6 separate regions of the Homo sapiens genome follow, and all the other regions are linked to region 6. Evidence: chromatin loops called from intact Hi-C (ENCODE). Cell type or tissue: mammary epithelial cell. All regions are shown on one strand.

Evidence for each region. Hi-C counts contacts between places; a loop is a spot of excess contacts. Peaks named below come from ENCODE experiments on the same cell type or tissue, not always from the same donor. Only the 100,000 strongest peaks of a DNase experiment are listed, where the experiment ranks them.
Region 1: a loop joins it to region 6, with 12 times the contacts of the local background. A loop is called at or near these places in 54 of 110 quality-filtered maps.
Region 2: it touches region 6 in a loop (14-fold over the local background); 24 of 110 quality-filtered maps call a loop at or near these places.
Region 3: it touches region 6 in a loop (14-fold over the local background); 62 of 110 quality-filtered maps call a loop at or near these places.
Region 4: it touches region 6 in a loop (4-fold over the local background); 19 of 110 quality-filtered maps call a loop at or near these places.
Region 5: a loop joins it to region 6, with 6 times the contacts of the local background. A loop is called at or near these places in 60 of 110 quality-filtered maps.

The regions. Positions count from the first base shown.
Region 1 is chr1:171,999,890-172,004,889 of GRCh38, reverse strand. All of the region lies in intron 4 of DNM3 (dynamin 3), which reads right to left. Among named protein-coding and RNA genes, the nearest start is that of MIR3120, 140 kb to the left of the region's middle. In mammary epithelial cell, a CTCF peak has its summit at 1,950 (motif pointing left); a DNase peak (open chromatin) is centred at 4,949.
Region 2 is chr1:172,039,838-172,044,837 of GRCh38, reverse strand. DNM3 (dynamin 3) reads right to left here. Exons shown (of 21, transcript NM_015569.5): 8 at 2,694-2,829; 9 at 386-453. Among named protein-coding and RNA genes, the nearest start is that of MIR3120, 96 kb to the left of the region's middle. In mammary epithelial cell, a CTCF peak has its summit at 2,944 (motif pointing left); a DNase peak (open chromatin) is centred at 4,127; H3K27ac peaks cover 622 bases.
Region 3 is chr1:172,087,815-172,092,814 of GRCh38, reverse strand. All of the region lies in intron 12 of DNM3 (dynamin 3), which reads right to left. Among named protein-coding and RNA genes, the nearest start is that of MIR3120, 48 kb to the left of the region's middle. In mammary epithelial cell, a CTCF peak has its summit at 2,408; a DNase peak (open chromatin) is centred at 2,424.
Region 4 is chr1:172,319,824-172,324,823 of GRCh38, reverse strand. It overlaps DNM3 (dynamin 3), which reads right to left. Exons shown (of 21, transcript NM_015569.5): 17 at 1,484-1,495. Among named protein-coding and RNA genes, the nearest start is that of C1orf105, 98 kb to the left of the region's middle. In mammary epithelial cell, a CTCF peak has its summit at 2,277; DNase peaks (open chromatin) are centred at 1,933 and 2,283; H3K4me3 peaks cover 329 bases; H3K27ac peaks cover 1,940 bases.
Region 5 is chr1:172,144,156-172,149,155 of GRCh38, reverse strand. The region is part of intron 14 of DNM3 (dynamin 3); the gene reads right to left. DNM3OS (DNM3 opposite strand/antisense RNA) reads left to right here and starts at 4,321. Exons shown (of 4, transcript NR_103486.1): 1 at 4,321-4,502; 2 at 4,719-4,791. MIR199A2 (microRNA 199a-2) reads left to right here and starts at 4,512; the gene lies at 4,512-4,621. In mammary epithelial cell, no CTCF peak of the experiment used is centred here; a DNase peak (open chromatin) is centred at 2,445; H3K27ac peaks cover 1,168 bases.
Region 6 is chr1:172,396,718-172,401,717 of GRCh38, reverse strand. The region is part of intron 20 of DNM3 (dynamin 3); the gene reads right to left. It overlaps LOC102724528 (a long non-coding RNA gene), which reads left to right. Exons shown (of 3, transcript XR_001738294.3): 2 at 1,802-1,899. Among named protein-coding and RNA genes, the nearest start is that of C1orf105, 21 kb to the left of the region's middle. In mammary epithelial cell, a CTCF peak has its summit at 2,028 (motif pointing right); DNase peaks (open chromatin) are centred at 2,157 and 4,247; H3K27ac peaks cover 622 bases.

The DNA.
Region 1 (5,000 bases), 400 kb after region 6:
AATCCTTTTCACTGTGCCATCTGGAACCATCTTTATTGTCACCAAATTACTCCAACACACTCACACTCTTGTCTAAACAATAGCTCTCACTTCCTTGCCTTTATTTAAACTGAGTTCTCTTTTTTATGCCTTTCAGGTAGAGACTGTATATTCTCCCATGCTCCACAGAGCCCAGGGTTAGAGGAAAAGAGTAGAGATTAAAGAATTTTTCTTACTCCTTGGTGCTTCTCCAAACCCAAATCTTCCACCTTCACATTAAAACATTGCTTTGGAACCTGACATCGTCTGGGTAAAGCAGCTTCTATTCCCCCTTGTTGCTGTCTTCTACCAAATGTCTACAACACCCATTTTCAACACAAACACACACACACATTTTTTGAAGGTTTTAGCATCATCATGTTAGTCCTCACTCCCCTTAGTTCCGCCATTATCCAAGCAGCAGCAATGTGCATGAGGACGATGTATCCAGTCCGCTGGCTATTGAGTTCCTTGCCTGCTTCTATTCAATAATTTTTCAACTGCAGGCCATTTTAGCAATTTCCTCCCATGACCACATCCTGGACATTTATAACCTGGACTTGTTCCAGCTGTAAATCATAAACTCTAATATACATCTCTTTAACCACAAACTCCTATTCTCCCATTTTTCTTTCTTCTCTTTATAGGAACACATTGCTATTCTTCAATCTTGTCCAGAAGCCCATCCCTGAAACCATTTCATCTTCCTCAAAACATACAGATTCTTTTTTATTTCACTTTCTTCCAAGTATTTCACAGTCTGTCTTTCCAATTATTATTTTGCCAATATCCTCAACTCTTTTGCCCACTTTTATCTTCCATTCAACCCTCCCTGCAAAATCCTGATCTAAAAGCAACCCAAGTATTTGCCTCTTCAACCTCCCAGCTGCTGAGTGGTTTTGGGAATTACACAACCACTAAGCTTGGTGCAGATGCACTATGGCCTCAATAGAGTCCCCCAGTGCTGCCCACTTTCTCCTTCCATATTTCTCCACAGCAGCTGGTCAAAATACATTTCTCCCCAAATGTCTTACACAACCCCCTTCTCTCTTATCATCCTTACCTCACCCCCACCCCAGTTCTTCCTCAGCTGATAGCCTTGCTCCCCACTTACAGTGAAAAAATCTATGTCAATAGGCAATAAATTATTCAAATACCTCTCCAGATATCTACATATAGGCCTCATGTACACTTCCTTACTTCACTCTTATCTCAATGGAAAAAAATAGTTTTTCTTGTATTCAAGGTACCTGGCAGCCACTCAAGAAATGTTGGAGAGCAAGAAGGGGAGGGGGAAGAAATAGAGGAAAAAGAGGAAGGGGAGGGGGCAGGAGAGGAGGGAGGGGAAGATCCTAAAACTCAGCAATGAAAAATGGAGTTCTTACAGAACTTTAGAAGAATTTCGCTTTTTTTCATTGTCATATTTTATTTACACTGCCAACAAAATAACTGTATGAATCTAGTTTAATTATATATTCTGGGGATGGCTTGTAGAATATGTTTTTATAACAACTTTTAAAAGAGCTATTACATTAATGGAAATGTTAGAAACTCATGGTCACATCAGAATCCAGGAGTAAGATGTAATTGCATAGGAAACTATTAATTGTGTTTTAATGTCTTTGAAATAAGAAAGACATAAGAGCACAATTATTCTGTAACACTAAAGTCATCATTATTAAACACTTTTACCTTGAATAGCAATGCAACATCCATATATTAATATAAAGAGAATTTCTGAAAAAAATGAAGATTCATGTTACTAATTGGCAATTAAATTCAGAAAAAGAGAGAATATATTTATTATCTTCTTACTTTTTTAAGTCTTTTTCATGAACAGTGTTTCTTTTCTACATTAAATTTCTACATTCAAACTCCACAAAGAGCATCAGGGAAATTTTTAACTTCTTCAAGCAGCGTCTTTACAGTGACCCCCAGTGGCAAAAAAGGAATGAACGCATTAGAAATCCACGTTGAGGCCTTTTACATTGATGATAATAACAAGCTCTATTTTAACAGCACATTCACTTTATCATTGTGCCTTCACATTTTTCTTTTGTTCTTACTTTTTAAAAATCCAAATTTTACACTCACACATTCACATTCAAGTCCTAAAAATATTCTTCCTTTTTTTCACAGTAAATTTTATAATCATATCATTTTCCCAATTAAATCAGCATATCAAAGAATATATACTTTCATAAAAAGCTTTTTTAAGCCTATAAAGCTAATGTGTTTGTTGTCATATTTTCAAATCTAAATAAGACTCAATTTACTTTTTTAAAGCTTAAAATGAAAGTGTTCCTCTATACTTGGGCAAGCCCATTTCTCAACATGCAGATAAATGATCTACTCTTTGCAAACAAGCTGAATTATAACATGACTTAGCGTTTGTCTTGTTCAAGCCCAATGCATAGTAAATTCTCAATTTAAAAGAACAATGAATTGGATAGAACTTGTAAAACAAATTTTTCAAAGACTCCAAACCCTTCAGGTTTAGTCTTTGTTTCTATTTTATAATTGAGTTTATGGGTCTCAACCATATTATAAAAAGCTCAAAAACATATTCCTGAAGAAGTCAAAACATGGCTTCTATAAGCTACATATGAAGTCATTTTTTAATCTGATTTTTTCATACATATTAACTGATTCAATAAATATCAAGTAGCATTTGGGCGCTCAATGCAATTAATTAGCATCTATTACATTTGTTAAATTGGTCAAATAAGCAAAGAATTTTAAGGTAAAATGGAAATCTAATTGGGGTGAAGAACAGGTGCAGAGACAGATATAGTACCTGGAAAATAGGTTTCCTCCATGAATTGTTTTTATTTTTGCAGTTTATAAACATATTCTTTATATTCTGAGTGTTGACAATGCCTGGATGTTTGAAGCTTCTGCTCAACTAAGCAGCACCTCCACCATCTCTATGACCAGACAGCAGATTGGATATCTGCTAAATGTTGCCAAAGGTCAATGAATATCAGTTTACATCACCCATGGATTTTTAACATTTTCCAGATTTAAGAGGGAGATATCAAAAAGCAAACGCTGAAGGAGGTATGTAGGGACACACCCCCATAAGATGAATTTAAAAGTCTGCCACCAGCTGAGTAGTTAATTCTGGCCCAATTCACGAATTTCATCTCAAGAGAAGATGGTGCCCTCTTTCCCAGCCAGAGGTCTCACATTCCTCTTGGGATGGTTTTATACTCTAGGAAGACCTCTGGTCATGCTAGATTTAGAAATGAAATTCATTTGCTGTGAAATAAATCACCGTGAAAGGGATTTCCAGACACATTTGCCTCCCTAGCGAGGCCTTTGAACAGCCCTCTATTGTAGATGACAAACTGGATGGGTAATGCTAAAATACTGCTGTGCTCAGAAGATAAAAGGCACAGTTATAGTCTTCATGGGTAATGAACTCATGATCAAGTAATCAATCAACACCACCACTAACTCCTCTGCTTTCCATACAGGAAATGTGAATGTCTCTCAAGGGTGAACGGTTCAGCCAGGGTATAGCAATATCTATAAAACAAGCAGATGTCAGTGACACTGCTAGGCACCTTGAGCAGCAGTGTAAACATAATGTCTTTATTATACAATCATTAGAACTTACCAGGATAGGCAGATATTCAGCCATCATAAATAAACTCAATACGATCAAAAGCTATCTCCCCACTAATCAATTTATCAACTAACTTCATCTGTCTCCATGTCCTCTTCCTTTCCTATGATTAAAATGGAAAAATAATCCAATTCTCTTCAATCTATGGCCAGGACTCTCACAGGTGCCCTGTATCCCATCCTCATTCTCCTAAATCAAGGACATTTCTCACTCATTTTTCCTGCCTTTATCCCATTCTCCTGCATTTATCTCATCTCTATCCTCCATCACCAATTTAATTTCTCTTCTACATCATTTCCATCAAAACACAAACAAGTTATAATATCTCCCATCTTTCAGAAACATTCTTTTCATCTTACACTACTATTGTTAGTGTTTCATTTTTCTGTTTCCCTCTACAGTGGGCCTTGAAGAGCTGTCTATAATTCCTGTCTTCACTTCCTCACAGCCAAGTTTTCCTTGAACCCTCTCTAAGGAGACTTTCCTACCAAACCCTTCTTATCAAGGTCACCAGTGACCTTCAAGTGCCAGATCCAATGGTCAGTTCTCCACCCTTATCTCCATTGGGTGAAACATAAAAGTCTAGTTTTGATACAAAGATTGGAGGTGAGGATGATTTGGACCGAGTTCAAGGTTGTTTTCTTTCTGTTTACTACTGAATCTTCCAGCAGTGGATGGAAAGGAATCAGGAGCTAAGAATACAAGTGACTGAATGGATGCAGCTTCTCAGCATCTTCCTGGCTCCTCAGAGAGCAGCATTTTAAGTTTGAAGTCCAATACAGCCTGTGAGAACTGGGGAAAACTGACAAGCCAGAGGGACAAAGAAATATGGGTGCTCTGTCTTTGACGTCTTTAGGTTGGGAGCAATCTAGCTGTTACTGGGCTTCCTCACATTCCTAAGCAGTAGGCCTGGTTGACCTGCCACATCACCCTCCTCTATCTCTCAGCCACATTTGGCATGGCCAATTACATTGCCCTTCTTGAAGCCATTTTTCTCTTGTCCTCTGGAATGCCACAGTCACTTGATTCTCTACCGCTTCTTCATCACCTCTGCTATTTTCCCTCCTATTCACCACTGCTAAAATACTGGAGTGCCCCGGGGCTCTGTCTCTGGCCCTCTTCTCTTTTCTACCTACACTCATCTCCTAAGTAATCTCAATTCAACTAGTCTCAAAGCTGTAGACACCACCTGAATTAATTCCCTAGGGCTGTCATAACAAATTACCACAAACAAGTGACTTAAAACAACAGGAATTTGTTGTCTCACAGTTCTGCAAGCCAGACATCCAAAATCCAGCTGTCGGTAGTGTCATGCTGACTCCCTCCAAAGCCTCTACAGGAGGGTTCTTCC
Region 2 (5,000 bases), 360 kb after region 6:
CTTTCCCAATCTTGCTCCACAACACTAGTCAAAATTAATCTGTCCCTTCTCTGGTGTAAGTAATGATTAATTATGAGCATGTCTGGCCTCCCTCATGAAAAATGAAGGCTCTGGAGAATGGGGTCTTGCTAATCTGCGAATCCCCTATTGTGCAGAGTACAGGCTGGAAATGCAGAAAATGTTTTTGCTTTTTCACTTGGAAAAAACTGACTACAGCAATACAGGAAGTTACCATTAAACCCCAAAGTAGGATTTCCTGTTTCTTACTCCCACCTCTGTATTCTACCCTATTCAATGATGAAAAGACGAGTTTCCTAGCCATTTATAAACATTAATTTTCTTTTGGTAGCTTGAACAGATGACAAGAAAAATGTGAATCACTTGCCTGATACCATGTATGTTTTTGATTGCATAGCTTATTTCTCTTCGCAATTCTTTCTCATTGAACTCCATCTGCAGATGCAAAATGAGCCATAGTTATGACACTTAATTCCTTTGAATAATATTGTTGAACATTACAGAATGAGAATAACTTGACTTCATTATTAATAAGTGGATACTCATGTCTTTCCTAACCTAAACCCAGATGGTCAAAACATCTGTTTATATAAATTTCAAGGCAACACAGAACACTAGGGATTTTGGGGAGCTTGGGGGCAGTGGATTTTAACTCTGTTATAGATATGGAGTGCTATGCATAAGGATGCCTTCTGGACATAAATCTAGCCATTCATTTGAAATGTATAATTCTTCATTCTTTTGCTGAATATGGTAAATTTGAGGGCACAGAAGAATGCATAAATGAGAGTTTCACCTGCTGTGCAGTAGCAGTACAGATGTCCTGAAATTAACAATGGCTGTCTTTTGTCCCTGGCCACTTAAATCATTTGAGTTAAAGGCCTCTTTGTAAAAGAAAATTAGTAATATTTTAAAAAGACAACACAGGATAGATTACAAATATTTCTCAGAAGCGCTAGGTACCATAAATCTATTTGGAAGTAGGACCAAAGTGTCACAGAGCTTAGACCTCGAAGGGATAGCCCAAGAACATTGAGTTCAACCCTGACCTCTGAGATTTGGCCTCTCCGGCTTCATTGTCTGTCCATTTCCTCCCCTCACAGCTTATGCCCTAGAATGACGAATTGTTCTAGGTCTCTACCCATAACTGATGGCTTCATAGCTCATTCCTCTCCTGTCTGGATCACCCCCTCCTGTAGCCTACCTCTTCCTGCTTAACTAGCTGCTCATCCTTCCAAACTCAGCTCAGAAGCCTGGCTCCCTTACACACTTGAGCTGGGATTCATGTCTGTGGGCTGTGTTTCCATAGTACCCTTTGCTGAAGTTTATCACTTTACTTAGCACATTTTTAATGAAATTATCTATTTACCCATTTGCCTCCCACACGAAGACATAAGCACTCACCTCTCTGTTTGAGACAAGTAGCATGGTCCCTAAAACTACTCAACTGCCTATTGGGCATTTTACGCTTAGCACATCCAAAACAGAACTCCTAATTCACTTCTCCATACAAACAGAGGTTTTCCTCCATTTCCCTCATCTGATGGGCACTACCACTCCCTCAGCTGTGAAAGCCAAAACCTTGGAAGTCATCTCAAAACTTCCCTTTCTTCCATTCCCCCATTTCAATCGAAGCCCTAGCAACTTTATCTCCAAAACCCCAAAGCCACCCATCTCTCTATCCTTTCTTGCTGGGGCACTTTTACTGGAAAGCTAAAGAAGTTTAATTCTCAGCATTTCCCCCTTGCACAAGCCTCTTCCAAGACCCTGGGCCTGTGTGTTTATAATTTTGTATTCTTCTTCAAGGGGGCCTGTAAAATTGTAGAAGCTTCAGACTCCACAGAAAATGAATCCACCCCTGGTCTGGCCTACTGTTCTCCTCACTCTCTTGGCTCTTTACAATCCAGCAGGCATACTATTCTTCTAAAATCATCAACAAATCAAGTCACATTACTGCTTAAAACCCTCCTGTAACTTCCCATTGTTAAGTATAAAGACTTTACCTCAACCTAGAAAGCTTTGTGTGAACTGGACACTTCCTCCCTCTCTGAATTCACTTCATGCCCCTCTCCTTCATCAGCCACATCTGTTCTTCACCTGTCATACTTTAGTGCCTTACCCGAGGTTGCTACTTCTGCCTTGAACAACCCCTTTCCCCCAGATCTTTACCCAGTTGACCTCTTCATGCCATTCTGGGCACAGTTTAAATGTCTCCTGCTCAGACAGAATTTGCCTGATTATTCCATTAAAAGTGGCTCACCCATCCCCTCTCTCATATCATGTTACATAAAAACATTTGAAACTTTCGTATTTTGTCTATTTGTTAATTTTCTGTCTTTCCCCACTAGACAAGCAAGGGTCTTCTCTGTCTTAATCACTGGCACCTAGAAATGTGGTGCATAGTACATGCTTAAGAAATATTTTTAAATTAATTAGACAACAAACTAGGAAACTCAATTAGTATTTGTGTTTGAAATGTAGTTAAATCTCATTAAATAAAATCAGAATCATCAGTAAGAACATATTCCTCTCCTGAATTTCATTACCTGAATATGGAGGTTTTGTTCAAAGAACTATGTTAGTTCTATACCACTCACACAATATTGTATTAAGTTGTATAAAACAGAATATGGAAGTGAAGTGAAACTAAGAAAAAAATAACGTTTGACACAAACCTTTACTATCTCAAAAGGAAAGCGTTCATGAAAAATACGATTGATTTTAGCACCACCTGAGAGTTCCAGGGTATCTACTTGATCCCCTGACCCTTCAATTCTCTTCTCAAAGTCCACAGCAAATTGCTGAACCATCCTGTAATTGTTAAAGAGAAATAGATTCAAGTCAAAGTTACAAGCCTTTGCACTCTTCATTTTCTTTTCCTATGATTATTCCTTAGAATCCTTTTCCAGGTGCTCTTAGTGGCACCTACTGGCAGAGTTAACATTGCACTCTATGTAGTACTCACAGTGTGATTATACAAAATACACATCATTAAGATTTTAGACATTTAATTAGAATAAATATTTAAATATAGTTGTCTTTCAATGCCTTCTGTTCATTTGATTGCAGTCATAAAATGGTATTTAAAGAACACTTGAAATAGAGAGTTAATCAATTAAACTTTATGTAGAATAATCAAATGGACCTGAACTCCTATGACATCACAACCACCTAGTGTCCCAAATGCTCCAGCTCTATTACTCCCCCAATGTCACAGCCTCAGTCTCTCCTCACATTCATCCCTAGGTGATCTCAAGGTTGCCATAGCTTCAAGGGCTATTGAGAAATAGTTTCTCCACACCTTCCGCTTTAGCCTATAACTCTCAGAAGAGTGAGTGGCCCATATGCTCAACTGTACTGGATGTTTATTTCCTCTTAGCTGCCTTGAACTCAACACACTTAAAACAACCTCTCAATTTCTTTCACTCCCAAACCTGCTGATCCTCCTGCATTCCCAAGTCTCTCCTCATGGTGGATGATACCACCCACCCCAGGCAGGGAATCTGGGGCATCCAGCATACCTCCCTTTCCCTCACCCAACAGTTGCAGGGAGCCACCAGTTGTAGGTAATTTCTTCTCCATTACAGCTCAGCTGGTTGAGCTCTTCCTCCTCACACCTACTGACACTGCCTTGGTTCAGCTCTCAGCAATGCCTCCCAGCATCACTGAAGGCTCCTCTAGATGATGATCCTGCTTTTGAGTTTATCTTTGTCAAAGTCAGACCTCACCCTATCAGAATAACATAGATTTGTGACCCCTCTAAACTAGCTCTAGCCTTGTTTTTCAATGGATCCCCACAATTCGATAATACAATCAAAACTCTTTAGCCCATCTCCCAGCATTTTATGGTCTGGCTTTGGCTGCCTCTTCAGCCCCATCTCTTACCACTCATCCAACTCACCTTCCAGCCAACCATAAGGAAGCCATTGCAGTTCCCCAAATGCACCATGTCCCTGTGCTTTTACACTTTTCTTTCTGCTCAGAACACCATTCTCTCTGTCCCTTGCTGCTTTGCCTGACTAATTTTTACGTGTTCTTTAAGACTCAGCTCAAGCATTGGTTCTTCCCAGAAACTTTTCATGATCCATGACTCTATCCGGCACCACTCCTCATCGCCCCTCCTCTGCATCTTCAGCGTGTTTCCTGCAGAGCATTTGGCACAGTACATTAACATTGCCATGTCTATTAGTCACTCTCCTAAGGGCAAGGAATGTGTGTTTTCTTTACCTTTCCCTGCTCAACATAATTGGGAGATTTAATAAATATTTGTCCCAGGAAAGAATGAATTACCTTACACTGGCTGCTTGAAAGAAAGAAAGAAAGAAACACGAAAAAAAAAAACCAACTATTTTCATTTGTGATTACCAGGTTTAGAAACTCCAATTTAAACATACTGGAACTACTTTCAAATTCAAAATCTAAAAGGGAAAAAATTCAAACTATCTAAAACTTGTATCTTTTCATTCCCTTCCATCAAAATCATGGATGAATGAAAAGTAGCTGCAAATTATTTAGGCCAAAGAAGCTAGACTGTAATTGGATTTAGTTATGTTCATGTATATGCTAATTTTATTTTTTAAAAACACCTGGAGAGGTATGACATACACACTGAAACATGAAAAATTTTTCAGAAAGTGTACTTCTAGCTGCTCCTTCCCTTAAACCCTATACCTCAGCCACCTGGCCCATTTACTAATCCGAGAACAAATGTTACCAAAGTTCTCATGATTCTCTTGCCCTCCTCCTTCCACATGACAAGGTCCTCTCCTACCACAGGCCCTCTGTTTTCTCTGCAAATTCACATCCTTCCTCACATGTAACTGCTTCCTCATCCGGGCTCCCTTAATATTTTACACTTACAGAAACATAGCATTTATTAGCTTTAACACAATTAATTGTGTTAAATTGTGTTAATTTTTATGTCTGTTTTTCCCTACTCTACTGGGACTTCTTGAGGGCAAGAATCTTATTATCATTCATTT
Region 3 (5,000 bases), 310 kb after region 6:
GCAAAGGAAAGCAGCACTGAAGAGACACATATAATTTTTTCCTAAACAAGTAACAAATACTAAAATTTATACAGGCTTTAAAAAAAAAATCAATGGAGACAGACCTAATACCAAAATTCCAGGTCAGTTTAATTCTGGAAGCAAAACCAACTCAATGGGACTCCTAATAGCACATAACTCCTAGTAGCATATAAACCAAAAATATAATAACACCACTTAAAGAAAAGCTGCATTGTAACATTAATAACATACGAGTTGACATATTTGCAGTGTCTCACAGGTACAGAGGAGAGTTGTAATGGAAATTAAGTTAATGATTATTGAGTATATGCCATGTTCTAAGTGCTTTATCGATATTAATCATTTTTATTCTCACAGCAACCCCATGAAGCAGTTACGATTATTCTTCTTGTTTCATAGATGAGGAGAGAAGCTAAGTGACTTTCCCAAAATCACTCAGCTAATAAGTGGTAGTACCAAGTAGCATGGCTCCGCATCACAAACTCTTTGTGATATTGTCCAGTCTCACTGCTTTGAATTCCAATATATTCTGACAACTCCTTTAATGCATCTCTGGTTTGGATCTGCCATGTAGATCCAAATATGTATGAGTCCCAACTCTGGACTTATTGATGTTTTTAACAACTTAACCTCATCACTTGGGTATTTAATGGGCATATCATTCTTAATATTTCAAAACTAAACTCCTGAAATCCCCCCTAAAATCTGTTCCACCCACAGTCTTCCTTCCTCCTCTTAACTAATGGCAATTCTATACCATACATTCAAGTTCCTTGGCCAAAATCTTTGTCTCCTCTTTCTCTCACAACCCATATCCGACCATCAGAAAATGCTGTCGACTACTTTCTTATAATAAATTTAACATTTAACCATCTTTTCATCACTTCCATTGGTCCCACCTTGGTCCAAGACACTGCCATCCCTCATCTGGATTACTGTAATCATTTATTCTCTGGTCTCTGCTTCCACACTTGTCTCCCTGAAGTCTATTCTTAACAGACACCAGAGTGATACTTTCAGAAGGACTATGTTAACTCTTCTGCTCGAAACCGTGTACTGCATCAACACCATTCCATTTAATGGTAAAAACCAAAGTCCATACAAGGGTCTACAAGGCCCTACTCAAGCAACCCCCACTACTGCCTCTTTGACTCATCTCCTCCTACCCTTCACCTTGTTCCCTGAAGAGTTCCAGCCACACTGGCATCTGCTCTTTTTCAAACCCACCCAATACACTCCCATTTAGAGCCTTCAGGCAAGCTAGCTCCCTAGGATGTACTTCCCGCTTTCATCTGCATGGTTCCCAACATCTCTTTCAAGTCTTCATTCAAATCCTTCTTTTCAGTTAGGACTACTCTGACCACCCTATTTATAACCGCATCCCTCCCTTCCTCCAAGACTATCATCCCCTTTACCCTGTTTGATTTTTCTGTCTGGCATTTCTCACCTTCCGATACACTACACGGTGTATTTATTTTTTGTGTTTGTCTGCCCTTTTCCATTAGACTGTAAGCTCCTAATGAGCAGGGGTTTGCGTCTGTTTTGTTCACTGCTATATCCCCAGGGCCTGCAAAGGACATGGCACATGGTTGGTTTCATGAAATATCTGTTCGATGAAAAGCCCAATGAAGTTGATGCCATTATAACCCTCATTTTAGACATAAGCACAGAGGGTTAAAAGCCAGAAAGGACTCCAACAACTTAACAACAGAGCCCACACGTTTCATCACTAGGTTACTCTATCCCTCAAAAGGACAAAGGCTTTCTTTTGGTGGATCCATGAATAAACACGTATCAATATAAGAAACACAACTCATTTTGGTTATTCTGGGAAGATCAGCAATACTCAGTATTCTTACAGATTGTTTAATAGTTTATGGAAGCTGTTTTGGAGATCAATGAAATGGTCTAAAATAGAGAAAAGGGAGACTAAAGCTCTCAGTCAACTGTTTAAAGTGATGGGATGTTGTGCTGCAGTAACAAGTTAGAAATCAACACCACACTTAGAACAGCTGATCAAAATAAGTTTTTAATAAACTCCTCTGATACATTTAAGCTGCTTTCCTTCACTCAAACTCATGAAAAAACACTGCATTCAACTGAAGGTGGGCAGGGGGTGGGTGGTGAAAGGCCATACTGTATTTGGTTGCTAAAAATATTTTGTGTATATATTTTTTTCCAATTTAAAATTTGCTAATTTCAACTTCTTCCTTCCTTGTTTTTTATTTTTCCAGCTTTCTGTTAAATGGTTAATCCTCTTAATTACGATGAAATTATTTCCTCTTTAACCATTTCTCTGAACAATCTAAATCTACATTATTCAGGTCTTGTAGGTGAGGCTGTGAAAGAGGTAACCAGGATCCAATGTGCCCACACCGCCCTCTGGCTGCCCTCATGCCCTGGCGCACACAGCGTCTTGAGTAGCACTCTCCTAAGGGCTTCGGATCTCCTCCTTACTTTCTTTTTCCACATTAAATGTCACTTTTCCAGCACCCTCCAGGCTTCCTGCTCTTCCAGGAATGCATGAGAAAACTACTATTATAATGAGATCATGACACCTTCATAGGTTATGTTTATCTCTTCCAAGCACCATAATTGTGTTTTAGGAGTAATGTTTTCACTGAAACACTGACTAGTGGTGAAAACCTGTGATAGACCCACAGGTGCTTCCTTTGAACAAATTATTGTAGACCCTAAAATTATGTATCAGTCCCCTTCAAATCACTTAAGGGAAAAGAAGTTGAATGTAAAGCAAAAGCCGCAAAGATCGTTAATGACTCCTTTGCTACCTTAGGTGAAAAGTTTGATCAAAATGGACTTCAGTCGCTCAGCTATAAAATGTGTATATGTGTGTCATAAAGGAGACAGACAGAAACAGAGACAGAGAGGAGGGCTAGAGGACTAAACAAGTTGTTTCTTAGGTTCCTTTTAGGTCCAATATTCCTTGAGATGCAAAATTACTCTCAGAAGCTTATAAGCTACACTAGATAAAGACAATGTCCATTGACAGTTTCCATCTGTGAAATAATGCATATTTAGGATCTACCACTTGTAAGAATATGCCAAAGGAAAAGTAGATTTACTTTATAAGCCAATCTCAAATATTAGAGTTAGAAAAAACACTAAGTTGCCTCTATTTTCCACCTAAAGAATCTTTTTGCAGCAATTGGCCCCATAAACTTAAACATTCTGTTGCTAATGATGTATTTAGCTACTTGAAGTTACTTCAAAAGCAACAACAACAAAAAAAGCTGCCTGCTTAGAATACATTCTTTCTCATAATTCTTCTGCATAATAATTGAACTGAGAGTATTTCAAAACATTTATTTAAAAATATGTTCCTTAAAAAACCTGTAAGGACTTGCAAGTTAACTTGAGCCCTTGGACATGTTCTTGGATATAGTTACTTAACCAATTAACTCTGAAATATTATAAAACATACCTATGTATGGTGTTTTAGTTTAACATAAATCAAAAACTATAGGGCACGAACTCCGTAGCATATAAAAATATGAATAAGGTATAGTTCTTGTTATCAAAAGCCTACAATTTGTCTGGTACAAGTAATGATATGCATACACAAAACAAAAATAACAAATAAAAAATAAAATCCATATTAATAAACATGTGAGGATGTAATAGAAAGCAAAAACAAAGTGCTTCTGTTTTAAATGTGGGATATAATTACCCATATCTTCTCATATGTGTGTGCGTGTGTGCACGCACATTTGTCGTTTGTCATATAAATTCCTACTACACACAAGTCACTGTGGAAGGCTTTGCCAGAACACTAAAACGTAGAACCAAATTGGTGTATGCTGAGACATAATGATTCTAAAAGTATATAACAAGAAGTTTAAACTTCTATAAAAATAAGAGTACATTAGAAGACAATCAGAGAACCCCTAATGTTATCTCTTGGCTCAAAACTTTTTTGCACAGTGTCCTATCCTTGTCTATGATGTGTGACCATTTATCAAATAAATCCTATACCATTGTAATTTCTCTGAATGTTCAGGGACAAGAAATATAATTTCAGATGATATGATCTGAACTGTTTGTAGCAAACTTGAAAAGAAGATAAACTTTAATAAAGGAAAACAAATGACTACGTTCCAAGAGAATAGACTGGTATTAGCAAAGCCAGGAAGTAGAAAGATGAGGCATATGGGGAAGTTGTGGAGAGTAAAACTATTATGGTAGAATTATCCAATCATAGACTGGGGTTTGTAAGTGATCTTAAAAGCCATCTAGTATAATAACTGTACGTTGGGGCCAGTTATGGAGAATTTGGCTGTTACTCTGAAGGCAGCAGAAAACATTCCATGTTTCTGTGCCAGCAAGTGACATGATCAAGGCAATGTTTTAGTACAAATTAGTTCCCTGAAATGCATAGTATTGACTCAAGCAGAGAAGACAGGAAGCAGTCAGCCCAGACCCCCTGTCTCTGACTATTGGAGTCCTGTCCAGTCTTAAAACTCCAATCAAGCATCATGCCTGAATTATGCCTTTTTAGAAACCTCCAGTTATCTCTCCTTTTCATGCACTCCCAAAGCCTTGGTCTGTGCCTGTATTTTATAAACAAGATTGTAAGTTGGGTTTCCAACAATGCCTGCTCCTTGATAGTCAAGAGCATCAATCTTGGTATTTCTACCTCTCTCATCACTGACATTACCTAGCAGAGGGTTTATGGTAGTATCTTAAGAAATACGTATGGAATTCTGTTTTGATGCCAGGGTTATTTACAACCAGACTATCAATGATCATCTGTACTAGGAAACCTAAATAATTTGAAGAAGCATATCATAGGCATGTGTTAAAGCAAAAGTATGGTACAGTTAGGGATCCCAAAGTGGTCAGACTGGCTGCAGCATGGACTTAGGGAGTAGAGTAGAAAGGAATAGTAACAATAGAATAGGCTGAAGAGGTAAACAAGATACAGATTATAGAGAGCCTTGGAAATTACATTAATAAGTTTA
Region 4 (5,000 bases), 77 kb after region 6:
TGCAAATAAGAAATGCAGTACAAGAAATTTCATACAGAGACTCAGTGCAATGCAAGTGACCAGGATTCGACATACGTACTATTCAATAATTGAAGTATATTTTATGGTATAAGAACTAAAAATATTGGTTTTTATATTTTTTCCAAATGTCTTTTCAAAGAGTGGTGGAATTAGTTATAAATATTAGCCATTACTTTGTGGAAGAAATCTTTAATCAATTTCAAAAGTTACCTGCTGTTTTTAAAAATCATACTATAAGTCGACTGAGTTCACCTCTTTACTCCTTCACAAATGCCTGTCTTGTGCTTTTCTGGTAATACTTTATTATATATTATTACTTGGGTTATAAGCAGTTATATCAAGATATAAATTTATAAAGTGACACATTTTCAATACCAACCATGTATGTCAACTTATTCCATAATAGCACATTCCATCAGATTAAACTGCAAAAGATTTCCCACATTTGTTTTACATTCTATATGTATGGCTTATGAACAGAAATTTTGACGAATTCCAGCTGGTTTGAATATGCCGGCCAACTCTTATATAACAGATTCTTTTCAATTCTTATTGTATTCAATGAGGCCCGTTTTAAGTGGGCCACCTGGTAGGGTGAAGCACTAATGTATCTCCATAGAAAAAATAAGAAAACAAATCGCCCAACTAAACGTAAGACCATCTTCTCAAACTACATTACTATTACATTTCTAATATAAGTGAGAAATAGTTCTAATCTTTTGGAAAAGTTGAATTAAAATTTAAACAAACTAGCAACCCCATGAACTATTAAATTGCTCATTGATCTATTATAACAACAACATTAAAATAATTTCCACCATTCCTGTGTGTTGCCTGGTTTCACAAAGCTATCATACACATTTTGGCCACCCCCTGCATTCCCCACACCCTTCTGCTTCCATCCAGCTGGAAGACATCAAGGGCACAGAAGCCAAGTGAAATGTTGACCCCACCCTCCTCCATCCATTTTAAGGCACCTTCAAAGCCAGAACACTGATCTAGTTCAGTTTCGTCAACAAAGCCAGCCATACTGCTATTTAAGACTCCAGTTTGGGGTTTTTGTAACTGCACATTAACATAAGAGGTTTGATTTTTAGTCAAAAACTTCAGCTGCACTGAATTCCATCCTATTGCTGTACCCCTTCTGCAGAAGGGTCCTCATTATTAAATCTTCAAAATCTTTTCTTTTAGTGTGGGAGCTCTTTCCTTATAATGTCAACCTCTCTGAACTAGCCATTAGACCCTGAAGGATAGAATGTTTCCCTTCCCAAAAGTCAAAACGGAACAGCCATTATGGTAGTGCAAATGCACATTTTCCCCCAAATTTGCACACCCCATATAATTCGTGCACTGTAACAGATGACAGTCATTCCAGCATGCACAGGAACACTCTTGTCAAGACATGCAGGAGCGGAGCAGGGGCTGGGGGGACAGAAGAGCTGCAAGAGGACAAATAACTTACTTTGTTGTTCCCCTATGCATGTAGCCGCAAGGAAAAGAAAGAGAAATATGTTAAACAGAAATTTATTTTAAAATTATGAGGGTTTTTTCTTCTACTTTCTCTGGATATTAAAAAAAATAAAATGAGGTTTTTCTTGCTAGAGTGAAATCAAAACAAATGATTTAACTATTCACTGACATCTCATACATACACATACAGCATCCAGAGCTCATGGACAAGTCAAAGAATCCACATAGGTTACATGAAATCATACATTTATAACAGCAGAAACTTAGAACAGTTGCCCCCTTTCTTTCTATTTGGAATACCTGGGGTATGGGAACGTGGCCAGAAAGAATTGGTTTGAATCAGTAATAAGTGAACTGTTAGCGTGAAAGGCAGAGCATTTTGTGTGCCGGCTTGCCCTTTCCTGACAGCTCCTCCTCCAACATGCCAAGCAGTGGAAAATTTCATCAGCCAGTGCATTTTTAAACAAACACTGCATCCTTGGTTTCAAAGAAGGTGGAAAAAAAAAAAAAGAAGGAAAAGAGAGCAGAGGAAAGGAGTGGGTGGTTCTAGGGAGACAGGGTAAGCAGACCAAGTTACGACCTCCATCTGGACCATTCCTTTATTTTGTAAATTATGAGTTTTGCCTTAGGTTGGCATGGGAAGCAAGGACTGTATAGTGGGGATGCTGCCAAAACAAACATGAGTCCACACTCAAGAAATGGGTCTGGAAAGGTTAGTCACAAAAATGTAGTCATTTCTAAAAGCGACACTCTGGGTAAAGACACAGAACCGCCAGCAGCAGGCGGCAGGGCAAATGGCTCTCCTGTTTCAACCCTGAGCTGCAAGAGTATGATTTATATCAAACAATTTAACTCACATATGGCCTAAAAAAATAAGACGGTGATTCATTACTCCCGGGGCAGCCCAAGTCCTCACAAGGTCAGATCCTGTGGGGGAGACGTGATGGGATATGGGCCGGGAACAGATCTGAACTCTTCTCACAAGGGGCCCAGAAGGAATTTCTCGCTGAGACACAGGGTGGAAGAGAGCTGTGAGTAAAGTGTGTGCATCTGTGGAGACCTAGAACAGGGCGGAGTCACAGGTCTGGCTGTAGATTTGGCATTTAGTTTTAAGTTGAGGATGTGAAGGGGGAAATAATATATACAGATATTTTCTGGAGAGCGGAAAGGTAATGATCCCAGGAGAGTGTGTTTTCTGGAAAACAATGCCAATTCGTGACTCTAGGGAAATGCCTAATCCAGGGACCATCATATTTAATAAAGAAAACATAAATTTAAAGACACTGATAAAATAGTGAAGAGAAGTTTCTTGGCATTGTGAGTTGCCGTGATATAACCGTTAACACCCTGGCTTATCTGAGACATAAATAATGGCATAAGAACGAATGAAGGGAAAAAAAGAGTCCTTTTTAAAAATGATGCCAACTGTTCAATAAGGCAATAAAGATCCCCACTGGGAATTTTACCGGGAATAAAAGTCTTATTTTAGAGAATAATGGGACCCTGGTTCTCCCAAGTAGTGCAATATTGCTGAAAATACTTCAAACAGATGGAGTTTATTGCATTCCACAGCAGTGCAGCTTTTGATCTACCAAATAAGTTTCAGGAGTTCAACCAAGTATTTTTGCACATTAGGGAATGACTGGCTTCCCCACTCGATGGCAGATGGTTCTGTTTGTAGTGGCAACAATGATGTCACAGGGTAGGAGGCCTTAATCCTTAAATACAAGAAACACACAAGCGGAGGACGTGGTGTGGCTTGGCCATTTCTTGTTTCATTCAATCATTTCCCAACTGTCTATTCTGAGAGAGGCGTAACAGTCATGAATGGTGAAATGTAAATGCTTTATAATTCCCTTCACTACTCTGTGTGGCAGCAATTTATGTTTAGATCCCTGAAAGCACTTCATTGAAGAAAAACTAAGACTCTTCAGAATTGGCCATGTAGCTCTTCTAAGTTTTGCTGAAAATGCTAAGAACAAAGTTATGTGTTGGGGGCTAAGTACCAAGCATTTTAAGTCTTGTATTATTAGACTGCTGAAAAAATGCATATGAGGGGTCATCAGCACTTTAATAAATATGTATGCAGGTCTGTGGCTATTCCTCTTCTTCTCCTACAATAACGCAGAGACTTTTTCTCCTGTTATTTGACACAGAGAAAAATTCACTTTCAGAGTTTGTCCAAGAGGAATTTCTGAAGTTTCAAAAGGACTTCATTGTAAAGTGGTTTCAATCTGCAAAGCCGACCTAAAAACATCAGTTATGACTGGGACAGTCCTGAATTCAGAAGGAATAGTGAAGTTCCAGGGTGATTCACTTCCTGCCATCATTTTTAATCTCTTAAGAAAAATACACGATAGGGGAAGACCACTTATATATACAGCTAATAAAACCTCTTTAAAAACTCTGAGGTGTCAGACTTAGTAAATATGCAAAACTGGATTTGCACCAAATTTCTTTCCAGGACATTGTTTCAGACTTCCTACCAGTAGGCGCGCATCTGAGAGCAGGCTTGTGAATTCTCAGCTCCCGACAGCCTTTCTGCTCACTCCTGACTAACCGATGGAGGCTGGCCTATCCCCCCAGAGTGCATCAGATCTCCCTTTAAATAACTCGGCTTGCTTAGCCAATAGATGGGAAATTCTCCTTCACACACCCAAATCCCACTGATAGTTTCCTAAGAGAAGGGAAGTAATACTTAATTGGGAATTACAGCTTCATGGACACAATGATTTTAAATAATAAAAATATTATTGTTCAACTCCCTCTTATGAGTAAGAACATACAGTGTTTGGTTTTCTGTTGTTGTGTTAGTTTGCTGAGAATGAAGGTTTCCAGCTTCATCCATGTCCCTGCAAACGACATGAACTCATCCTTTTTTATGGCTGCAAAGTATTCCATGGTGTATATGTGCCACATTTTCTTTTTTTTTTTTCTTTTTTTTATTATTATTATACTTTAAGATTTAGGGTACCTGTGCACAATGTTCAGGTTAGTTACATATGTATACATGTGCCATGCTGGTGTGCTGCACCCATTAACTCGTCATTTAGCATTAGCTATATCTCCTAATGCTATCCCTCCCCCATCCCCCCACCCCACAACAGTCCCCAGAGTGTGATGTTCCCCTTCCTGTGTCCATGTGTTCTCATTGTTCAATTCCCATCTATGAGTGAGAACATGTGGTGTTTCGGTTTTTGTCCTTGCGATAGTTTACTGAGAATGGTGATTTCCAATTTCATCCATGTCCCTACAAAGGACATGAACTCATCATTTTTTATGGCTGCGTAGTATTCCATGGTGTATATGTGCCACATTTTCTTAATCCAGTCTATCATTGTTGGACATTTGGCTTGGTTCCAAGTCTTTGCTATTGTGAGTAGTGCTGCAATAAACATATGTGTGCATGTGTCTTTATAGCAGCATGATTTATACTCCTTTGGGTATATACCCAGTAATGGGATGGCTGGGTCAAATGGTATTTCTAGTTCTAGATCCCTGAGGAATCA
Region 5 (5,000 bases), 250 kb after region 6:
ACAAAACATGCGTCCGTAAATGTACGTTTTAAAATCAATTCTCTCACAATCTTTGTCTTTTGCAAACTTTCTGAAGACTGTAAAATCAGTTGCATTAAGTTTATGATTTATAGCTTTCTGATTTAACTTCTTTTTCAGTTGTTGAAGGAAAATCTCTTACTCCTCTGAAATATTTCTCCTTTATTTTACAGGCTGATGTTGCATCTCTGCCTAAGAAGGCACTTCACTGCAGTGATTTGAGGGAAGCCATTTGTTTGTGATTCAGGAAAGGGAAGAAAAGTGGAATGCTCTGCTACAACATATCTATTCCTTTGAGCCCTAACAAAATAGGAAATGCAGGAGATTAGGGGACTGCATTGCCTCCAATTAAAAAAAAAAGTGCTAATCTACACAACATAAAGCCAAACTAAGTGGGGCTATCTTCTCTAATTTGCAATGAACTAAGGTCAGCTAGATTTTTATCTTAGATACAAACTGGGAAGGAGAAAACAACAAGAAAGGAAACACTACAACTTGGTTAGATCCTGCTTTTCACACAAGATTATATCACTGGTAGCTGCACAGGATGCTTCCAGAACATTAGAAGGCCAAAAATAAGCAAGGAAATATGGTTGGTTCAATGTTTACATTTATTTCAAAAAGAATAGTTCAATCTGGTGCGTAGCTGCAGACACATATATAAATATTAAAAGCACACTATGTTTTTTATTTATGATTTTTTTAAGAGAGCTGTAATTCTTAAGTTATTATCATGACGAATATTTGACCAGAAACCACATGCATACCATATAGCTCTTTACTCATTCTTTTAACAGTTTACTAAATGGACTACCATCAGCCAGTCAAAAAAAAAAAAAATACAAATATATTGTTCCTGCCTTCAATTAGCTTATATTTTATCTAGGAAAAAAAAGTTTAAATACATAAAATAACAGTACAGGTAACGTCTTAGTACAAAACTGTGAAAGCGCAGCAGATAATTAATTGGCATTTTAACAACAGGAAATATAAGCACTATAAGAATTCGGTAGGGGAACAAGTTGTTTCTGTAGGTTGACAATATCCTTCTGAGCACAGAAAAAAACTGAGTTTTTCCATTTGTGGACTCTGATGAAATAATGTTTAAGCTCTCTGAGCTTTAATTTTATCATCAATAAAATGGGGATGATAATAATAGCTACACTATAGGATTATTATAAGAAACAAATACGTTGTACATGAATGGATTTTGTAATCTGTAAAGAAGCTGTAAAATGACCATTGAGAAAGTAGTCAAAGGAATCATGCCAAACAGTTACCATTAGTTTGGGAAGACAGAAAGGGTTAAGAAGTTGGAAGGGATAATGATGATTAAGAAGTTGGAATGGATAATGATGATTAATTTTTTTCTTGACATACCTCTCTATTGTTTGAACTTGTGCACTAATCTTGTAACAAAAAAAACTTAAGGCTATAAAATATTAGCTGAAGTACGCATATCTGGATATCACAAAATAATTGTAAACACTAGTAACCCTGCCCCTTTAGAGGTACACAGAAAGAAGCCTCAGTCCTGGTTTCAATTTGAGAATTTCCAAAGTCATAAAAATGTGCCAAGATTGGGAACAATAACTAACTGAAACAGCGTTTCCTTTTAATAACCCTTTATAATAGAGCAAATTTTGTAGTCACCCAAAACCATCTATTGATTCAATAATCACTTTGGTCAACAACTTTTGAAATAAGCAAATTAAATAACTTTAGTTCCTCAAAGTCAAGGATTTGTCATGTCCAACCTTGCTTTCTAGGGCCCAATACATTTTGGGTATTCAAGTGATAACTTTACAGACGTAAGAAAAGTTATTAAGGCATTTCCAAATCAATGCCAAGGACTTTTCAGAGCAGAATGACCAACTTTTTAAACTGCACTTGGTAACAGATGTGTATTCCTAACTTTTTATGTAAGTGTGAGCTTTTTGAGGGCAGGAGTCAGGTCTTAATCTTTGTATGCCCAGTTGCTGGTATTGTGACTAGCAGGTGAGTAGGCAAGAATAAATATTCGTTGAACTATTTGGAGGCAAGAGCACCCACAAACACTTCAGTTAACTGGAAACTCAAGGAGATGGACATATATTCTAAGGGGAACTCAATTTCTATAGCTGTCTCTGGAGAAAATTCCTTAAAATGTTTCACGAGTCATAATGATTAGTATAAAGTTAAGTCACTTGATGGAAATATTGTAAGATTCTATTTGGTGTAGGTAGTAGAACCATTTGAGGGCATATAGATGTACAGACTAAGGTGAAATCATGGTGCAGTCTGATCAAAACCACCTTTTGTTTGCCTTGACAAAAATTTCCAAGGCATGTCTTATGGACATAAATGAAAGTGGGCAGAAAAAAAGGCTTTCACTTTCTGTGGCAGAAGCAGGTCTACACCTGGAATACTGGCTGACTACTGGTTCAGTGGTTTATGGCTCCTCTATGAGGACTTCATGTGAGTAAACACACAGATACTTTGAAAAGAATGGAGTTGGTATCCACATATAATACAAGTATTAGATTGTATTTAGTCACACTTAGATCATTTCCAGTAATATGCAAGCAGTGACAGGGAAAAAAGGGAGGTGAGTCTTATGGGCTTGTGCAAGCACTATTGAATAGGTCCTAAAGACACAAATATGGAAGCAAAAGTACAGAGATATAAAGTCATTCCTCTGACTCCTATTGATGATATAAATATTTCTATGAATGGTGTACCCAGTGCTAACCTCTGTTCCATCCTAAGATGCCAGATAATTCATGTTTATCTTATTTAATCTTCCTCACAAGATAACAAGGGCTTGTCATAACTTTTGAACTCTTCAGTAGTGTGCTATTTAATGATTCAAAAGAGGCCATTTTATGAAAAGCAAATGCTTTAGGACAGTACTCACTTGAAGCTTTTTGAAATATACAATGCAGCGTATAAAAAAGAGATATATTTTTCTACTTCTAAAAAGTATTTCAGAAGGCCAGTGGAAATGAATTGCTTTGGCTGTACTTTCTTTAAAGAAGGCTAAGTTTCTTAGTCTGGTTGGTCAAATTAAATTTGGAAGCTACCTAGAAATTTTCTCACATTTTGATCTTCAGAAGGGCAATTAATCAAGCTCTTGTTTGAGGCGACTCTAGCTTTGATCAGAATCCTATGGAGGGAAAGTGAGAGAACTACATATTCAGAATATTCAAGAGTATATATAATTGAAAACAGCCACAACAGGGAAAGAAAAGTAGATGCCAGTGGGCTGATATCTTATAACCTTTGGTCAAGCGGTACTTGGCAAATTTCAACAGATTTAGTTAACCAGAGATAAAACTAAGCCACAGAATACCATGAAAACAAAACAAAAGTATCAAAACAGAATCAGGAATTACAAGTGAAAAACAATGCTATACCTAACAGCATGGATCTACCAGAGGCGATTTGTTAGAAGACCTGAGTCGTTGTTTCGTAGTGGATGCTTCAAACAAAAACTGTAACGTTTCTTTAGGTCAAACTATAGCACAGCATTCAGAGACCCAGCCAAAATAGCTGAGGGAAACTAGGAAGGCCACATGTGGAACTAATTACTCATGTAGAGGCCATGACAAAGAACATTTCTCCAGACTTTTCATGGGGGCTTCACTTTCAGGAAGTTGCTATAATTACTGTTCAAGTCTAGAGCAGCCTGCAAGCTGCTGACAGATTCAACAGACAGGAGAAGGAGGGAGAGAGAGAAGGAGAGAAAGAGAGAGAGAGCGGGAGGGAAGGAGGGAGGGAGGGAGAGAGAGGGAGGGAGAGGGGAAGAGGGGGAGAGAGAGAGAGAGAGAGAGACAGACAGACAGACAGACAGACAGAAACTTATCTGCCCTTTTTGACGAGTGAAATACCAGAAAATAAAGTGCCACAGGAAAGCTCAAAAAGGTTTCCAAATGAGCTCTGCCTTCCAGTGTTCAACTTTCTGTTTACTATTTCATCTACCCTCTATCTTCAAATTACTTCTCTAGCCTGGGTCAGACAGTAAATTTGTACTTCTACACTAACTCACTTTCAGTTGGCCACAGCCGAACTGTACATCTTGACTCTTTTTTTTTTACAGCTTTTCCATACTGGGGCCCACTTCCTGCCCAGTTGAGGAAAAAAATCTGGCCTGAAGATGAAATGACTGCTTAACGTTACACTAAAACATCTGGTACCATTTTATGCACAGACCCATGTCTGAGAGCAGGCGATTCTAGCGGTCTCTCCAGCGGCACAGCGCATACCCAAACCTCCCCAGGGTGACATCATCCCATATATGGACTCTCCAGCCCAGCCCTCCCCCTTTTCCTGGTCCTAAATTCATTGCCAGTTCCCCAGTCTGCAGCAAATGTGCCACGTCAAGACTGGAAATCACAGCCCTTGAGTGTGTCTCAGTCAGCGCAGCAGAATTCAGGGGGGAAAGCTGAATGCAACCCCTGGTGCAGGAAGGGAGGCTTTTCCTGAGGACCGGGAGAGGATTTTAAGTACATAGAAGGAAGCTTCTGGAGATCCTGCTCCGTCGCCCCAGTGTTCAGACTACCTGTTCAGGACAATGCCGTTGTACAGTAGTCTGCACATTGGTTAGACTGGGCAAGGGAGAGCAACGCCATGGACCGCTGGGGACAAAATGGGCTGTTTCCAAGGAGAAGACATTTGTTTGCTCCTTTTTTGAATCTCATATCCAGTGTTTTTCTTCACAGGTTTTGCACACTAGGGACCAAGAAGCCCTCGGGGACACTGCTGAGAAAAGACTGCCGAAGGGAAGACCAGCGGGTAAGGCCTTCTTGACTGCTCACCTGGTCTGTGACCAAGGGAACCTAGGTGGGGAGCCCATGATTTGTGTTAACATGCAAGGGAAACAGAGGTACATGTGTGATGGGTAGAGATGTATTTAATTTTAAAAGAGCAAAAGTGTGTGGTATATAGCGATTTACTGTTTTTTTTTTTTTTATTTCTGAAGATTGATAATTCAAGTGTTTTCT
Region 6 (5,000 bases):
ATACTATCCAAGAATAGTTTACAGTAGATGCTGGAAAGAACACAGAACTTGGAGCCCACTTAAAGGATTTAAGGAATTCTCTAATATGATTCTTGCAGTGTATTAGAGCCAGCATTTCTTTCCCCTGTGAAAATGAACCCATGATTTTATAATGTATGTCATTGGGAAAATATGAATCAATTCATGGAATTTGAAATCAGAACATAGGGAGAAAAATAGTTCACAATTTTTTGATGATACAAACAGGTAATATCCTGTATAAATTAGCCTGTGACATAAATGGTAATATAATCTGCTTTGTCACACTTTCTTTACATTGTCCTACATATCTGACTTGGATTTCACCCATAGGCATGGTGCCTAATATACCCACTTCTGTGGTTGTGGCAAAAAAGCAGCTTAAAGGATGATTTACCCACATTAACTCTCCTCAGTTTATGATCTGTAAAAAGAATTTTACAACATTCACTCAGGCAAGCTTTTCAATAGAATAGAACAAGAAAGTGTGTTTAAGTTGGTTTTTAAAATAAGTATCGGGCTAGTTTCAAAATAAATTTTGATTGAGGCTTGCAAGTCAATTCATTTTATATTCCTTCATCCCCTCAGTAAGCCCTACTTATGTACTAGGTACTGTGTTAAGAGGTAGAGATACAGAAATAAAGAGTCACTGCCCTGAAGAAGTTTCTTGTTGAGATGGAGAGAGACAAGTTAACTATGACCACAGTAGGATTATGCTAAAATTTTTGCTTCAGGAGTTTCAGAAACATCTGGAGTCCTAGCTTAGAGTTGGAAGGAGGCTAGGAGGTTGGAAGGACTTCCAGAAAGTACGGAAAGTTAAGGGGACTAGCATTCCAGGAATAGGAAAGGTATGTGCAAAGGAAAGAAAGCCAGAAAGTACTGAAGTTTGAGAAATCAAGGGTTGTCTTATTCTTTATCACAAATACCAAATGACTTGTTTTGTCCCAAGTCCTAATAAAGTCATGAAACAGGTAACATGAAGGATTTTTAGTTGTATTAAAATATGATTTCTAAAAAGCATTACTTTCCGAGATTAACTTTTAAGTATTTTGGCCTTTGTACTATATCATTGAGATTATAAACTTGGGGGAGGAAAGAGCTAAAAGAAACGCAGAGAAGCAGAAGGCAAGAGGGATACAGTGTGAGAAAGCATGCAGAGAAAGGAAGTGGTTTTACAGAGATTTACAAGTGATTTTTTTTCCTTTGCTCCTTCCTTTCCTCCTTTTCTCCTGTCCTGCCCCTTCCCTCCTTCCCTCCTTTCCTGCCCCTTCCCTCCTTCCCTCCTTTCTTCCTATCTCCCTTCTATCCCCCCTCCTTTCTCTCTTATTCCTAAAGAGACCTCCAGAAACTTATGTGCTGTAGAAACCTACTCCCACTGATGGTGAATGGGGTAAACCTTTTTCTGACCCTTCTCGTCACTCCCACTTCAGGCACCAGGAGAGGGAGAGGCCAACTGCCACCATTTAGGGGAAGGAGGAGGCAGAAAGGAGGTGCTGAGAACTAGCTACTGGGCGAGGCAAGTGTCCGCTTCTGAGAAGGAGGAGGAAATCAGGAGGAAGAAGGAAAAAGAAGAAAGGATAGGGAGGAAAAAGGCAACACTTCGAATCTCTGTATGACTGCACAATTCATTTCTGCTTTGGGAAGATAGAAAAGACTTTTTGTCCCTTTCTGAGAGGGAGCAAGAACCTTTCAAGCATGGGGATGTGACTTGGGGTAACTATGTAACTAGAAATACTCACAGAAAAATAACCTTTCCTTTTCCTTTTTTTTTTTTTAACAACAGCAAAAAAAAAGAGCATGAGGAATTTGAAGACTGAGAGATGAGTTGTGTAGCACCAACATTTTCTTTCTGCCTGACCTTCATACCTGATGAATTAAAAGGTCAGTTTTAAGTGCACCACATGATAGGCTTCTGTCACTTCTATTAGCCCAGGTGGTAAATATGAAGAAAAAGAATTACCATTTATTAATCGTCCCAGTTATTTTTTTTTAAATCCAGCAGGAGGAGCTCTAACATGCTTTAGAGCTCAAATTTTAAAAACAAAATTTTTTAAAGCAAACAGAGAAAAACAGAGAGGCATTGTGCTTTGCAGGCTGCCATGTCAGTGAACAAATATGTGACTAAGTCCAATTAAATGCTTCGTGAGAAGCCAAGGAAGCCAAGCAATGACACTCGTGGAGACAGAACGGCCCACATTTCCTCCCTTCCACGAGCCTCCTCTTTCTGATGCAGTTAAGATGGGACTGGTCTGCAGTATTAGCTCTTACAAAAGAGGGAGCAAAAGGATGATTTCTGGGCAAGACTAGATGTAATTCTTTTCCTCTGAACATGTCATATTGTTTCTAAATGAGTCTTTGACACTGGCTCAAGAATTTGAAACGCCTTGAAAAACAGAATTTTCATTGTTGGTTGAAGGCACTATGAAACTCCTAAAGGTTCAGTCGCTTCTACTCAGCGGCTTGTCAGACGCTTTTTTTAAATGAGAGAAATGCTGTGTTTGTAAAAATTGGTGCTAAAAGGGTAAAGAATAATATGTCCCCTGGGCCATGTAAAGAGTCTGCAGAAAGAATTAGGGCTTTCTAACATACACACATAAACTGGAACACAAAGAATTTACTCAGGAACAGTGAGGAGTATATGAATTTAACAGTTATGGGATTTTTAGGGTAAGCCTTTCCATTTTGGACAGTGTTGTAGGGGTGGAATGGATGAGTAGGCATATAAGATGATCAGAATTACTTAACATGAAGGAAATTTTCAACCAATCCGTTTTAATCTCTTGCCAACAAGAAGTCAAACTTTTGTTTTACACCTTAATGGTACACCCACATTTTAAATTTTTATACAAGCTCCTACAGAAACTTTAACTAGACCAATTCAGACCAAAAGTCACTAAATAAAGCTAGTCTAGACGGAAAATCTATGAAAACCATATGTCTTTTAGGCATCTGTCTTACAAAAACTACCATCATCCTGGAGAAATTGTTCACAAAATATGCTTTTAGGAAAACACTGCTGTACTGACCATGGAGGCTGTACGTAAGAAGATGGCTGGACTTGGAAAGAGTAAAGCCAAAATGTTTATAAATGAAAGGCTCTCATTTTCACATACATCTAACTGCCTGTAAACATTACTGAAAGGATGGGCCAAGCAGATATCATTTACCTTACCATTATTCTAGAAGAGATCAAAAAAGTTTACAGTTTTGTTCCTCCTCACTACTACAGAACATTAGACCAGGGGATCTCAAAGCAACTCTGTTCTCACCCACAGAGAACTATTTTGAATAATGTTGTACGTGGATGAGGCCAATAAACCAGAACATTTTCTTCTGATTATTACCTCATCCTGCTGGCCTGCCAAACACAGCTAGCAGGCAAGTGTTTGATATAAGTAACTAGAGGAAGACTGTTCTGTATAATTGGGCGTAGGGATCATCTGAGAAACAAGGGAAATCAGAAGGACTAGAGTGCAATGACAATGCAGTAAAGAGGAATATTCTCAAATCTTGCTTTTCCAATTCAACATTGCTTTCTGAGCTAAAGACAATGGTCAGTGCTACCTTCAGTATTCTAGGTACATAATGTTTCACCTTAAAATGCATTTTAATTTTAATAAGTGGTAAGCAATCCACAGAAAAGAAATATAAATGCAAACTTTGCAATAAAAATAACATTCTAACTGAAAACTGTGAATATCAATGGAGCCTATGAAAGTATTTATGAACTGCAAAGATAACTTGTAATCCTCTAGAATATTTTACTGAAACTTATTTTTCTGCAGGAAGGGAGACTTTGGAACAATTCAGTAGCAATAATTATTGGCATGAGTAACTCCATGCGTTTTTCAGTCACCTAGAAGATCGTGACTGAACAATATACATCAAATAGCCACATATGGCAAAAAGGTCCTAAGTTAGAAGAGGAAAATACCAGGAAAAAAAAAATGAAATCTATAAGATGTAATCAGTTATACACCAAAGTTTTAAGCAAACACCAGAAACACTATTTCAATGGGTTTATTCAAAGATATTGTGCTTTAAAATGAATTTTCAATGTAAGTATGAGTTTTCATGCATTAATTATTAAGATAGTGATGGAGTAATTTAGAGTGTTTGAAATATTAAAATGAATCAAGCAATTATATCAATATCCTTCATTAAAGATTCCCGAACTGAACTGTAGAACACTTAAGTAAGCTAATCACAGTCTACTGATGAGTCACAGGGGTTTTTCTGGTCCATTCATCTTAGTCCTAAGTGGTACTATTGTTAGAGCTAAAACTATAAGTCTGCTTTCATACAAATCATACGCAGAGCACAGATTTTATTTTGACTTTAGACCCAGGTATTTGGCGGGAAATTACTGCAGTGGTTTTTCTGTTTAACACATTTACTAATGTTTCCTTAATTTTTCCACCCCAAAGGGCAATAATTAAGGTGGAATTTGCCTCACATGAAGTTTTATTATTTTAGTTATTAAAATAGTTTCCAACACTACTGAGAAGCAAAAAGCAATTCTCGTTGTTTTAAGAAGTAAGTAGACATTTTCCTCAGTTCTTACAGCTTTTCCTCAGTGAATGGTATTATAGCGAGAGCAGTGGGGCAGACTTTCTGGTGTAGGCCCTTGAGCATGATACTACTTAAGGGTAGATTTACTTAAGGGAACAATTTCATTCACTCTTAAAATTGGCTTTGAGAATAATGCTAATATAAACTTAAAAAAATACACATGGTACAGAATGTATCTTACATAAATACCCATTCCTGAGTGGAATAATTTCATTGCAGACTCTCTGGACTGCGAAATGCCTTTAAAAGTCTTTCTCATCTCCTATTCTCATAAGAGGTCTCATTCTAGATGAGATATATACTAATCTTTTGAGATAAATGAAATACTGCAAATGAATGTTATATATTTAAATATACAGACGAACAGTAAATTTAGATAATGTTACCTCATGAAAATCTGAAACTAAATA